Linked DNA regions of Homo sapiens: region 2 is linked to region 1. Evidence: chromatin loops called from intact Hi-C (ENCODE). Cell type or tissue: psoas muscle. All regions are shown on one strand. Each heading gives the region's core, and the rest is flanking DNA. Links, peaks and the distances in the headings are about the cores only.

Region 1 (6,843 bases), core at 2,019-4,518:
TTTTCCTCTGAAACTTCTTTATAATTTATGTAGGACTTTCTCATTTTACCTCTATGTCTCTTATTCTTTCATATTTTTTCATCTCTTGACCTCTGTATATTTCTGTGAACTTTCTTCAGTTTGCAAATTTAACTTTCTGTTCACTAATTCTTTCTTCATCCATATCGTTTTTAAATTTCAGTGACCAGATTTTTTATTTCTTTTTTTTTTTTTTTTTTTTTTTTTTTGAGACGGAGTCTCGCTCTGTCGCCCAGGCCGGACTGCGGACTGCAGTGGCGCAATCTCGGCTCACTGCAAGCTCCACTTCCCGGGTTCACGCCATTCTCCTGCCTCAGCCTCCCGAGTAGCTGGGACTACAGGTGCCCGCCACCGCGCCCGGCTAATTTTTTGTATTTTTAGTAGAGACGGGGTTTCACCTTGTTAGCCAGGATGGTCTCGATCTCCTGACCTCATGATCCACCCGCCTCGGCCTCCCAAAGTGCTGGGATTACACGCGTGAGCCACCGCGCCCGGCCCAGATTTTTTATTTCTACAAGTACGTTTTATGCCTTTCTTTTTTTTTCAAATTTGCCTGGTCCAATTTTTTTCACTAGCAATCATGTTTTATTATGTTCAATATAAATTAGAGGGAATAACACAGTTAATTAGGATTAAATATAAAGAAAATGAACATCCTTAAAGCAAACACACAAGTGCCTTTTAAATTCTTTTAAACAACAATGGGGTCGGGCACAGTGGCTCACGCCTGTAATCCCAGCCCTTTGGGAGGCCAAGGCAAGCTGATCACTTGAGGTCAGCAGTTCAAGGCCAGCCTGGGCAACATGGTGAAACCCCATCTCTGCTAAAAATACAACAATCAGGCTCGCACCTGTAATCCCAGCTACTCGAGAGGCTGAGGTGGGAGAATCACTTGGACCCAGGGGGCAGAGGTTGCTGTGAGCCCAGATCACGCCACTGCACTCCAGCCTGGGCAACACAGCAAGACTCTGTCTCAAAAAAAAACAATGGCCAACAACAATGGACTTACCCTCTAGGATGCTTTTATATCTAGCTTTTTGAAAATAATAAATTTTGAAGATCTTTACATATCAGCATATATAGGTCTAGTTTTTCTAAATTGCTGCAAAGTATTCTGTGTATTTTGATAGCATTAATTTCTTAGACTTTTGATTTTTTCCTCTATTTATTTTAATCAGTTTAAACATGTTGTGATGTGTTTTGATTTTTAATTATCTGAAGCTCCCAGGGTCTAATTTGCTCTTTCTGTGATTGCAAAGTGTTGATGTAGCCTTTTCTTTCCTATCTAGATCCCAGGTCAACTCAACAAGGTCATTTCACTTTGCTAGTAGACAGATTTCTCCCTATCTACCCTTTCCTGTAGGGCAGAGCCCTTTATCTGTCCTGGCTTTATGAATGTGTCTGTGAAGTGAGAGTTTGCCAGTCCAACTCCCCAACTCAAGCAGTTCCAAGGCCTTGTCTTTCGATCCATCATGTTCATTCAACTCCCTTCAATAGCAAGACTGACTAATACTCCTCCCAACTCCCAACTCAAGCTGACAAAGTGTCAGCATCCATTTACTAATCTGTCTTTCCATTTTCTCCTTGCTTTTAGCCCCAGGGGATTTTACATACTTCTTTGTGAGTTTGGCTATGCGTTTTAAACAATGCTCATTATGTTTTTATCCCATACTTACAGGTGTTTACAGTAGGATTTTCAGGGTCTTCAATCTGTCATATTGCTAGACATAGACTTTCTACTGTGTCATCACTTAGCCTTAGAAATATCTGGCTGCCACTTGTCTTTCTAACTTTCTCTCTAATCCCAGACACCTTTGCCTTTATGTGTTCTCTCCAGTATGCTTAAGTAAAGGGAGGCCTAATTTAAGTCTGAGACCCTGACGCGGAGAATGATCTCCTTGTTTGAATTTCAAAGAATGCCAAGGACACCTCTGGCAAATGTCTTCATACTTCCTCCCCTACTTTCCCTTCTCTCACATGACAATTGCTCAAGGGCATGCCTATTTTAATTTCAAGTCCGATATATATTTTATAATTACATTCAAGGCAATCATCAGTTTACTAATCTTTCAATTTTCTACAAGGTAGTAGATATAGCAAGTGACTAGAGTAAAACAACCTGGATTATAGTTTAAGCTCTGCCACTAAATTGCATGACCTTGAGTTAAATTATTCTACCTCTTAGTGCCACTATTAATCTTTATCCATATGAAACCCTCACACTGTAAATGAGTATGATCATGTCATTCTAGAGCTTACTTCTAAGAATTTATTCTAGTTACCAGAAAGTACAGAATGATTAAAAGCTAAAAGATTTTATGTTTTTAAGTTTATCTAATCATAATTTTTAAAGTCATTCATAAAAGATGAATTAAGTAACCCTTAGTATTTGTTTTCTTTTTTGTTTGTTTGTTTTCTTTAACTCAGGAAAAAAAAAGAGCCATTAGATAGATTTAAATTATTTAGGATAAGAAAATGTACCGACATTATTTGAATAGGAAAAGTCTAGGAAACTGGAATTGTAGGTGTCTAGGTTATATGAACATCTGGAGTTAACTATTCTAACCCAGAGCATAGTTGAAAGAATTAAATATAGTCACAAAGCATGTATTTCAAGAACTAACTATGGTGTTTCATTCTTTGCAGTACTTCAACATTTCAGCTAGTCTCCGCTTATGCTGTCTTCTCCTGCATGTACACTTACCCTTATTCTCACAATCCAGATGAGCCCGGAAATATTAAACAGAAGTTACTAGAGAAGATCTCAGAAGCCTGGCTACCCTAGATGCTAAGAGCTACTTGCAATAGTTATAATTTATGCACGTATTTTTCCAGGGCTACAGCGCTGTCTTTAGTAAGAATGCTGGGAAGGACATTTGTTAGTCTCTGCTCCTGGCCTTCTAGTAACCATAACATTTCAAAAGTGAACCACTCTTTATACTTCGCCTACTGAAATTTAAATGGATCCATTTTGTACTTTAACCAGTGATTAATGAGATAATTTTATCTTTAATTTTCTTTAGCAGCAATAAAGGACCTCACAGCCTGTGATACAATTTCCTCAATAGCACTGATAGCATTTTCTAGACTCTCTGGAGGCCTTAAGTTGCTAGTAGGGAAATGTACCTCCCATAGACTTCCAGTAGATGGCAGGTACAGCACTTCAAACCTCTCATAACATGAAAATACCCGACATTTCAACACATAAAAATACTGTTACCGTGTTTTAAATCTCAAGTGCCGTGGAAAAGAGTGACTAAAACTTTTGTTTACAGATCTAGTATCATATTACCATATAAGTATCTTCTTATTTTTGCCTTCTACTAAAAATACAAATGCAACAAATGAAAATATATCTTTATCAGGGAATGCCTGCAATTCCAGATTGCAAATTAAGCATTTAAATGTTGAATAATATAATCACCATGTTATAGATGTTAATTAAAGTGCTTAGTGAACAAAGATACATTTAGCAATTTTTAAATATAAATTTTTGAAGATGAGAAACTATTGTTTTATAGCAATTATTGTTTAATAGGCTTCCGTTTACATTTTATTTATTCTTTTTTTACAGATTCATAGATGGTGGGAGTACAAATGTAGATAGATATATACATACAAGCATAAATTTCTTAATCTGTTTCTTTGTTTTCTTTGAATAATTAATCCCATAGTGTTTCCTACAATTTACTATAGAAATACATTTCTACAGTGGATTTGGAAAGAAATGCCTCTGTGTGATCTATGGTAAGAAACAAAGAGGAATGTATAGGCAGGCCTCTTATAAATAGGAAATAAGCTCTTAGCCCATACATCAACTGAATAGCAAGACAGATGTTTGTTCTGAGATGAATGACTGTAAAAGCTGCAAAATATTCCATTACACATTCTTGTACATGCTTTCATTAAAAATATGTTCAAGTGAAACACATCTAAAATATCTAGACCTTTCAGCAATATTTTATTAACTCAGTAAAATCCTTTCAAAGGATTTAAAAATAGTTTTAGTTTCAACATATATTTTGACTGTCTTGTAAATCTGTCATATCTGTGTTATGCAGAAGTTGTTCACTGTGACTGGTATGACTGAGACTCAGCCAAAGTTATATCTACGTTACTTAAGATTATTTACTTGGTTTTCCCAATTTTAATACTACATATTTTAATTATTTTATTTATCTTCCCCCTTAAATCGTGAGCAGAGTTTTCTTATTAAGTTGTTTTATTCATTACTGAATCCACAGGGTTTACAATAATGCCTGGCACTTAGTGGGTACTCAGGAAATAAGTGTTAGGTGAATGAATGAATTTATTTGTAAGATGGAGCCTCAGGATAAAAGAAAATAACAAACAGTAGTCACTCAATAGATGTTTCCAGTTCCCTTTTTCTCTCTCTTCTGTCAACTGTAGCACACTAGAAACCTTGGGGTCATCCTTGACTCTTTTACTTTCCTTCATCACACCAGATTAGATCATCATTTTCAAATCTTGGCCCCTCACAGTGCGATCCACAGACTAGCAGCATAGGTATTAGCTAGGAGATGGTTAGAAATTCAGATTTTCAGGCCTCAGTCTGGAACTACTGAATAAAAGTTTGCATTTTGAGAAGATCCCCAGGTGACTCTTGCATACAGTAATTTTGAGAAGCACTGATTCAAGTTACTATGTTTTTCCTTCCACATGTCCTATTTTTCACCTCACTCTAATAACTGTAAGAAATAAACTATCTTCCAAATTAGTACACTTGCCTCTAAACTATACAACATACCACAGCGAGATTCAACTTTTTAAACACAGATTTGGTCACTTTACACTACTACTCAAGTGTCTGCAACTCCTCTTTTACTTGATTACAGAAAGTGCAAATAATCCCTCATTTTGGAATTCAAGCCTCTCCGTCATCTGACTCCACCCTCCCAACCCAATCTCATCTTTCATCTCAAATTTCATCTTTAGTTATAGTCTTGCAAATACTACTGTCATTCTTGGCTACTTTATCTCTTAATCTAGAACACACTTCACTTTTTATTTAACTAAATGCTACTCATCATTCAAGGTTTAACATAAAAGATTATTCCTCCAATCTCTTCCTTCACTGCTAGAGCCCACACAGATTTCTCCATTTTCTACTGCACATAATTATGTCCCAAAATACTCATTATGGAATATGCTGCATTGTTGTGCAGAGTTTTGTCATAAACATAAGCCTTGTTTTCCCAATAAGATTTTAAGTTAATCCAAAGCAAAATTTTATCTTTTTATCTCTTTGGTATCTCTCGTAAGTCGTTCAGAAATTTAAGTAAATTCTTAGGTTGCATGTTGAACTAATCTACTGTGGACTCTCTGGGTTGCCAGTAACAACAACAACAAAAAAAAAAGCCAGCTAGCTTAAGCATAAAGCACTGTTTCAAGAATCAAAGGTCAGAAGTGCAGTATGGCCTTGAGAGGTACCAGAACTAGAGCACGGGATGCTGTCCAGAATTATTTCTCACTCAGACCCCTTTTCTTTTCACCTCGTTTTCTATTAGCTTGCTGCAAATGTGAGTGCAGTTCTTGCCATTAAAAGTAATGCAAAAACTGCACTTACGCTTACACCAACCTGATAATTTCCACACATTCGCTTTACTCTCATTTCTGTGTAATAGCTGTCTCTACATCTCTGCTCCATGTAAAGGAAGATCATGCCCACCAGAGGCTTTGAGCCTACATATTTTAAGAATAGTTGGCCAGGCACGGTGGCTCACGCCTGTAATCCTAGCACTTTGGGAGGTCGAGGTGGGTGGATCTTTTGAGCCCAGGAGTTCGAGACCATCCTGGGGAACATGGTGAAACCTCATCTCTACTAAAAATGCAAAAATTAGCTGGGCATGGTGGTGCATGCCTATGGTCCCAGCTACTCAGGAAGCGGAAGTGAGAGGACTACTTGAGCCCAGTCGGTCGAGGCTGCAGTGAGCTGAGAGTGCGCCGCTGCACTCCAACTTGGGCAACAAAGCGAGACCCTGTCTCAAAAAAAAGAAAAAAAAAATTAGTCTCTCAAAGAAATTGAGTCAGGTTCTCCTCACCCTGGTTCCAAACTCCTGATTAGACCCACCCAGTCAACCACTGACAGAGAAGGAAATGATCTCTGCCATGGCCTCATTGTTTCTGTGATGAACGATTAATAGTGGGGAAAGGGGAGTCATATGTTAGGAAGTTATTTCCAAGTAAGTACATTATAGCCAGCTAAAATAGAATCTTAGCCCATGTCTATTTAGGTAAGCAGGGAAGAAATCTTCCCCCACCCCATCACCGCCCCCCAAGCAAGTACAGAAAGTATAATTAATCCAACAGTTTAGCTGCCTCTTTTCTTAAACCTTCAATTGTTGCTTTGTTTAGCCGCCTGATAGGTAAGATAGATGTTTCACTCTCCGGTTGATCATGGTCATAACAAAAGAGAGTTCTGGGAGTCATTTTGTCACTCAGCTTTCATCCAGGAAAGGCTGCATTTTTCAAAAAGCTTTCTAGGAATACAACTCTTCAGCTCCAGGTAAGACTCTATCATACAATTCCAGTAACCCTGAATCATATACTTCTGCTACTTAGAAAAACAAAGTTGGCAGAAATAGTTCTGTTGACAAAAATGCTGTAGGAGGATTTTATATTGATTAGGACTTTGAAATAGGTGAACTCCATTGTTTCTGACTCTGTTAACATACACACAATCATACAGAGAGACTGAGATCTCAGTCTCTGAGAAACTGAAGAAAACAGTTTCTGGAAACTGAAAGAAACAAGAGGTTAACCCTAAAATGCAGAGTTCCCCATTAATCCAAAAATATAATTATT
Region 2 (6,843 bases), core at 1,859-4,358, 1.3 Mb after region 1:
TACTGTTATTATTTTTAACCAGCAAGAAGCTTAATCCTGTGTTTGAAGTCAGCGCTCATCTAGCGGTTGTTTGGTGCCAAAGTCCGCCACCTAGAGGAAGAGCTCTGCAGCCCAGAACCCCTTTTCCCGCGGTGACCTCGGGAATCAAAGTTAATATTCCTTTGCAAATTGCTCTCCAAACTAACTCCCCCTCCCTTTCCTCCTCACGTCCCCTTTCGCCCTACAACATCGTCACAATATTTTCTTAGTAATTGCTCTGCACAATTGACAGAAGCGCCGCGTCTCCGGCAGCGCTGTGCTCTCCCAGGAAAGCGTGAGGGCGCGTTGGGGAAGCAGGTCAGGGAATATTTGGTTCTGGAGAGACAATCCACTTTCATCCACAATGGTCTAGAGCAGCGTGACTTGGGAACTTATAAAGTGACGGCTGATGGAGGCATCGCCACATTCCAATGCATTTTTTAACCCCGGGCTTTCTTAGAAAAAACAACTGGGATCCCCAGGTACCGCGGGGCTATTCCCGACTTTTCCCCAGCGCCCCCACTCCCCACCCCAAACGCGAAGATCTGAGATCTCGGCTTTATTTAATCATCTACTCAGTTATTGGAGCTCAGTGGGTCCTTTTATTCTCCTAGGTGGGTTGCTTGAAGAACTGAGTTACAAAGGTATTAAAGAGGAGGCCGTGTTTGCAGGGGTCCCCCTGTGGTCAGGGAAACCGACTCAGGAGAACCCCCATGTTTTTACACTGAGCTGAGCCTCCGAGTTTCAAGAAACTTGGGCAGTGTGCGAGAGAATTTGGGGTTGTACTCGCAAGCACCAGGAGTCTTTTTGATTTTAGTGTTGGTGGATCCTATCGGCTCCTCACACAGAAAAGCCAACCTCACTCTTCAATCTCGAGCTCATCCTCTCAAGTAATTATTGGGGAAGGGAGATGCTAAACGAGGGAGCATGGGGCTCTGGGAAGAAATTTAACAACAGCATTCGAGCGCTCAAATTCTCCTTAACACCAGTGCTGCAGATTCTGCTGCGATCCCCGCTCTGGCCCTCCAGGAATGTCTCCCCGCCCCACTCCTCCAAAGTTTTGTTTTAATTGCTTTAGGGCACTTAGAATATTGTTCAAGTTGAGGATTTCCTAGAAAGGCGAGGAAGATAGAGTTGATTTAGTTTTGAAAAAAAAAAGTTATTAATCATAAGACTTCAGTTGGGTTTCATTTCTTCTAATTTTCCTTCCTGTCCCCTCCTTCCCTCCTTCCCTCTTTCCCTCCTTCCCTCTTTCCCTCCTTCCCTCCTTCCTTCCTTCCTTCCTTCTTTCCCTGCTTTTTCTTCCCTTTTCTCTTTCCTCTCTCTCCTTCTCCCTTTCCCTCTCTCTCTCACTATCTCTATGTGCGTCTAACTGTATCTCATCTACCTCCCTAAATGTGAGAGAAATGAAGCCTCGTGAAGGTGATGGAGGTGACCATTTTCATTCTGACTTCCAGAACCTCCTTACTTGTCAATTCTTAGTCTCAATGCTGGAGTTTGAAAGACATCTCGGAGGTGATTCTTCTCCCTCCCAGAGACGACCTCAGAACCATGGTCTAAGAAGCTATTTTTCTGACTGTGAAATTATTTTTTAAGGCAGCTGAAATAAATATATATTTTTAAAATAAGCCTCTGAAACTGATGCCCCGGTGCATGCTTCCTCTATGGATTGAGGCGCTCCCTAAATTCACTCCACCCAACCCCCTAGGAGCTTAAGTCCTCAGAAATGTTTTGTTTTGTTTTATGCAAAACTAGCGCTTCCACTCTCTACTCCCAGGTCTATCATTCCTCTCCCGCATTATATTAACGGCGATGTTAGCCTTCCCCTACGTGTTTAGGCTGCTAATGCCGGCCACTTAACGCAACAAAAATGCTCATCTGTGGAGATTTTCCCAAGGCTAGCTGCAATGTTGGCTCCTTTTTCTTTTCTTTTCAGGGCACGTCCATTCCTCCCTGCCCCCTTCTTCTTTTCTTGAGATGGGGACTGGAAAAGGGGTCCAACAACTCTAAGCGAGTGTGTGAAGTTTCCCCTCTTTCTCTTGCCTGCCAATCCGTCAAGCGGGGTGGTGAATTTTTGGTTTTCTCTAGAGAGCAGGACTATGGAAGCTTCAGCGTAGATTGGTTGCCTCTCTTAGTTAACTTGCCTTCTTCTTCTTCTTTTTTTTTTCCCCCAGTCATGACTTTCCTTTCTCCTCACCTTAGTCGGTGAAAGCAGTTGGGGATTGCCCTCACAGTCCTTCTGCACCCTTCCTAGCCCCAGGCTTCTGAAGAAAACTCCACTGGCTTTCTTTTGTATTGACAGGGAAGCTGGGTTGGAGATCTCCTCTGTATTGGATTGTGTGTGGGTGTTGTGTATGCTTGTTTAGTTTTAATAACTTTATGAGGGAGAGTCTCCTGAGCTTGTTGACATTTTTCTTCTATGGGGAGATTTTCTGGAGCACGGAATCACCTTAATTTAGATAATGACCGTCTATTAGGCTTCTTACCCTTTCAAGTAAATTTAGCCTGGGAAAATCATCTGCCCTCATGATTAATACATACCTAGTGTCCAAGGAGAAGACCATCAGGGGCAATGCAAACTGAAACTGACTTAAAGGGTAATAAATATTACCCAGTGGGTTTTGACTTAAAAAGATGAATATCGTCATTGTTCACAGCTGGAACACGTTTACTTCTTAAAAGCTGGTGAAGTGTAGACACGAGAACTGTTTTCCCGACTCTGGCTCTAGCACTCTTTTCCTATGGATCCTTAGGCAAGTTACTTCATCTTTCCAGTTTTTTCTTAATCTGGAAAATAAGTGACCTGCAATCACTAATATATAAAATATCATTCATTCATCAAATTCCCAACAACACTACCACTAAAATATAACTTTAAAAACCATAAGAATCTTTGGAAAAAATTTTTGGGGAGGTGGGGCTGGGAAGCAGGAAGAAAATCTCATTCTAACAGCAGCAGCGACATCTAGTGCCCATAATGCTCAATAGTAGCAGTGAAGGTGTGGGATTGTTTACTGAGTTTTTGGAGGGGAGAGCCATGGAGGCTTTTCTAATAAATCTTGACTGTCTGTCGGGCACACAATAGTCTTTTGATAATAAAAAAAATTCTAAGCTTTGATTATGGTAATAAGACATAGAGAGACAACGGTTTTTACCTCAAATCTGCACATAGGGCAATTAAAGTTTGTTATGAGTATTCTTCCAATGCTTTAAATTCCATGTCAAGGAACTAGTTCTAAAAAGTAATTTTATTTTGAGGGGGGTTGCAATTTATTTACCTAATTTTCCAAATTATCACTAAATATGTTTCTACACAAATACTTAACAAAATTGAAAAAAATTTATTTTTGATATTTTCTTTTATCTGAACTAACCACTTTGATTGGAGATAATTATCTAGTGAATAGCAGGGAACATACTAAAAATAACACCATGTTTTAAGTAATCACATATATGCCCTGTCTATATTACCTTGGCTGAAAATATTTTATAATTCAAAGAAATGGAATTCCTATGTCTATATGGATTCTGTTTCTTCTTCTTACAGCAAAGATTAAATGAACTATCTGGGCACAGGAAAAATCTTAGCAATGGTAGACTGCAGAGCCCCAAACTTTTCAGAATAACAATTTCGGCATTTGCTTGGCATTTAAGATGTTAGAGAGAGAGAGAGAGTAGACCTCTTCTCATTCCCTGTGACTGTAAGCTGGCCATGTGCGTGGGTGTAGTTTGTGCATGCACTTGCTGAAGTGTGTGTTTAATTTCCTAATAGCAAAGCAGCTGATGACTACTGGTATATGGATTCATGTTTTGTAACTTTAAGGGAAACCAATTTTGTTTATTCTATTTTTCACCAATATTTCCTAGATTTTACTATAAAATTTGGTCACTGGCATGCTATCTAGCTAGTTCTAGAATAGTAAGATAAATATACAAGTTGTTAACACCTAGGGGAATTTGAGGTAGTCACAACACTTCTCTTGAACCTTAGTTTTCTTATGCACAAAATCAGAAAGTTGAATCTGCTATCCCTTATAATTCAAAAGATTTTTAAGTCAATAAATCATCAACCTTCATTTGAGAAGACTCTCTTGTGGTGTCTTCATTGTTATTTGCAACTCTTCTCTATCACTCCTGAGTTCTCTAGTTAGGCATCTCATCAGAAATGAGAATTGATGAGCCAGCCCTCCATCTTCTCTATCTTCCTGTCTTGTTCTTTCCCTTTTTCTGCTTTTAAAAATAACAAAAATCTCAGACACTCTAGTCACCATTTACTAACTCATTGGCATGCACTCAGCTCTCCCTTGCTATCCATCCAGAAAAATCATAATGTGAGATAGGACCAAACTGAACACAAAGCTGAGGCAGCTGTATTCAAGTTTTCTAACATGTTCCCATATCCTCATGGTGATGATTAATTATTATTATTATTATTATTATTATTAGGAACCAGAGCCAAAGTATTCTGGCTGCAGATAGCCCACATTTTTCTCTCTGCTTCTGTGTCCCTGTGAATAAATTTCTTCAGGAGGATGCAGTAAAATGTCTCCAAATTCAATCTGACTAGGAACATCATTACACACTTTTAGCAATAAGAGTGTTCACAGAAGGCAAATATCACTCCGTGATGCAAATATGCTCAGCATTTAATATAGACCTCAGGGAAGCTGAAGACACACACACATACCCATGCACACACACACACATGCATGCGTGTGTGTGTTGTATATAAAGTGTGTGTGTGTATATACATATACACACATATGTGTATAAATATATGTATATGGAGTATCATATCTACATTGACCTGGGTTGATAGAAACAAACAAGTTTGTTACAGGGAAAATTCTAAATATATCAAAGGTTTCTTTCTTAGATGCCTTTTTGTTGTTCCCTAGAAAACTTCTTAGTTCCTACTACTTGGACTTTTATTTAAAATTCCTTATGCTGTACGAAGTTCATAAGACATGTTTTATTCTGCAGATTTTTCACAGACCTCATAAACACAGGTATTATTCTATTTTAGAAGTGAGGAGGCTGACCCAGACAGACTAAATTACTTGCTTAAGATCACTCCACTAGGAAGACACAGAAAAGGAGTGTGAATCCTGGCTTTGGACAGGCCGCAACTTACACTTGGTCATTTTTAGGGTTGGAGCCTTCAAACTGGGAAACAAGGGGATTGACTGAGGCTGTTCATTAAACTTCACCAGGATTCCACCGCATATATTTGAGAAATCTCAACTTTTAAAGAATTTTGGGACCCCTAGTCTGTGTTTGCTACTCCTCATTCATGTATGATTTTCTCCTCTTAACACTAACAATTTTATATTCTTTCTACAGGAAGGATAATCTTTGGAAAAAAGGTTGTACTCTAAACATTTTTGTTAATTATCTTGGGAACTAAGATTTTAGAGTTGGAGGGAATCTAAGACATTTTGTGATTCAGCAGCTCTGGAGTAAGATGATTGTCCGAATCAATGGCTCCTGAGAACTGTGTGAAATGGGAGTCCAAATTATTGTCAGTTCTCTGGTGTTGCTTCCTACCCATCTCCCTGGATTTTTGGCTTTATGCATTAATACATTTGGTTACTTCATTCTTGCTGGCCACCCTGTGGACTAGTTTTCCAAGCGGCTGCATTTTCAGCAGCACACTGTGGACTTAGCCAAGCACTTTAAGCTGAGAGCTGTTAAGCCTTCCTGGATCTATTTTCTCTCAAGTAGCTCTCTGCTGCCCTCAACTGGTGTTCAGCCACCAGAGCTAGCTAGCCTTCAGCATTTACACGAATCCACCGTACCCTGGCTTCAAGTCAGATATGGGAGCATCATTAACCACACTGTTTATGGCTTTTATAGCATGGAAAAATAGAACCCAGGCCCATTCACGTCCACTTATGCCTCAGGTTCTCACTTTCTACAAGTTTGCAGATGGGCCATGAAGGAGAATATCTGATTTTCACTTATGTGTGCTGGAGTATTTGGAAGGGCTTACATGAAAATGTAAACTTTCTCTTTAATTATCAAATTGAGATACACTTCAGCTGATAGACCAAATTTTTGAACATGTTGCAGTTAGTCTTAAGAAATACGAAACATTTTGTCTTTGATGTAAACAAGATATAGAGAATCATATGAAATCCATGAATTACTTGTAAACTTTCTCATTTGTTCAATAAATACATAGCGTACACATACTGTACGCTAGACATTATTATTGGTGCTAAGAATATAGCATTGGATAATGGAGGCAAAAACCTCTTCTGCCTTTATTAAGCTAACTTCCCAGTTAAGGAAAATAGACATTAAACAAGTAAATAGGTAAAATACATTTTAAGGGAATGTAACATTTCCATATCTATTTCCTACCCCAAGTACTGTAGCGATTGCATGTTTTTGTTTTGTTTTGTTTTGTTTTGTTTGAGACGGAGTCTCACTCTGTCGCCCAGGCTGGAGTGCAGTAGCGCGATCTCGGCTCACTGCAAGCTCCGCCTCCCGGGTTCACGCCATTCTCCCGCTTCAGCCTCCCGAGTAGCTGGGACTACAGGCGCCCGCCACCACGCCCGGCTGATTTTTTGTATTTTTAGTAGAGACGGGATTTCACCGTGTTAGCCAGGATGGTCTCGATTTCCTGACCTCGTGATCCACCCCCTCGGCCTCCCAAAGTGCTGGGATTGCAGGCGTGAGCCACAGCGCCCGGCCGCGATTCCATGTTTTTAAGAACATTTGTAGTAAAGTTAAAGAGGCATAACTAGAGTTTATACAGGGACCATGCATGCTATATAAATATTGGATGCGTTATTTATTAATGAATTCATAAATTTCTTG

Evidence for each region. A loop is a pair of places that touch in the nucleus more often than their neighbours do. Peaks named below come from ENCODE experiments on the same cell type or tissue, not always from the same donor. Only the 100,000 strongest peaks of a DNase experiment are listed, where the experiment ranks them.
Region 2: it touches region 1 in a loop (5-fold over the local background); 19 of 110 quality-filtered maps call a loop at or near these places.

The regions. Positions count from the first base shown.
Region 1 is chr14:30,001,637-30,008,479 of GRCh38, reverse strand. No RefSeq gene overlaps it. Among named protein-coding and RNA genes, the nearest start is that of PRKD1, 77 kb to the right of the region's middle. In psoas muscle, for the core only: a CTCF peak has its summit at 3,147 (motif pointing right); no DNase peak of the experiment used is centred there.
Region 2 is chr14:28,750,558-28,757,400 of GRCh38, reverse strand. All of the region lies in intron 2 of FOXG1-AS1 (FOXG1 antisense RNA 1), which reads left to right. Among named protein-coding and RNA genes, the nearest start is that of FOXG1-AS1, 11 kb to the left of the region's middle. RefSeq lists an enhancer at 1-532. In psoas muscle, for the core only: a CTCF peak has its summit at 3,000 (motif pointing left); no DNase peak of the experiment used is centred there; H3K27me3 peaks cover 1,468 bases.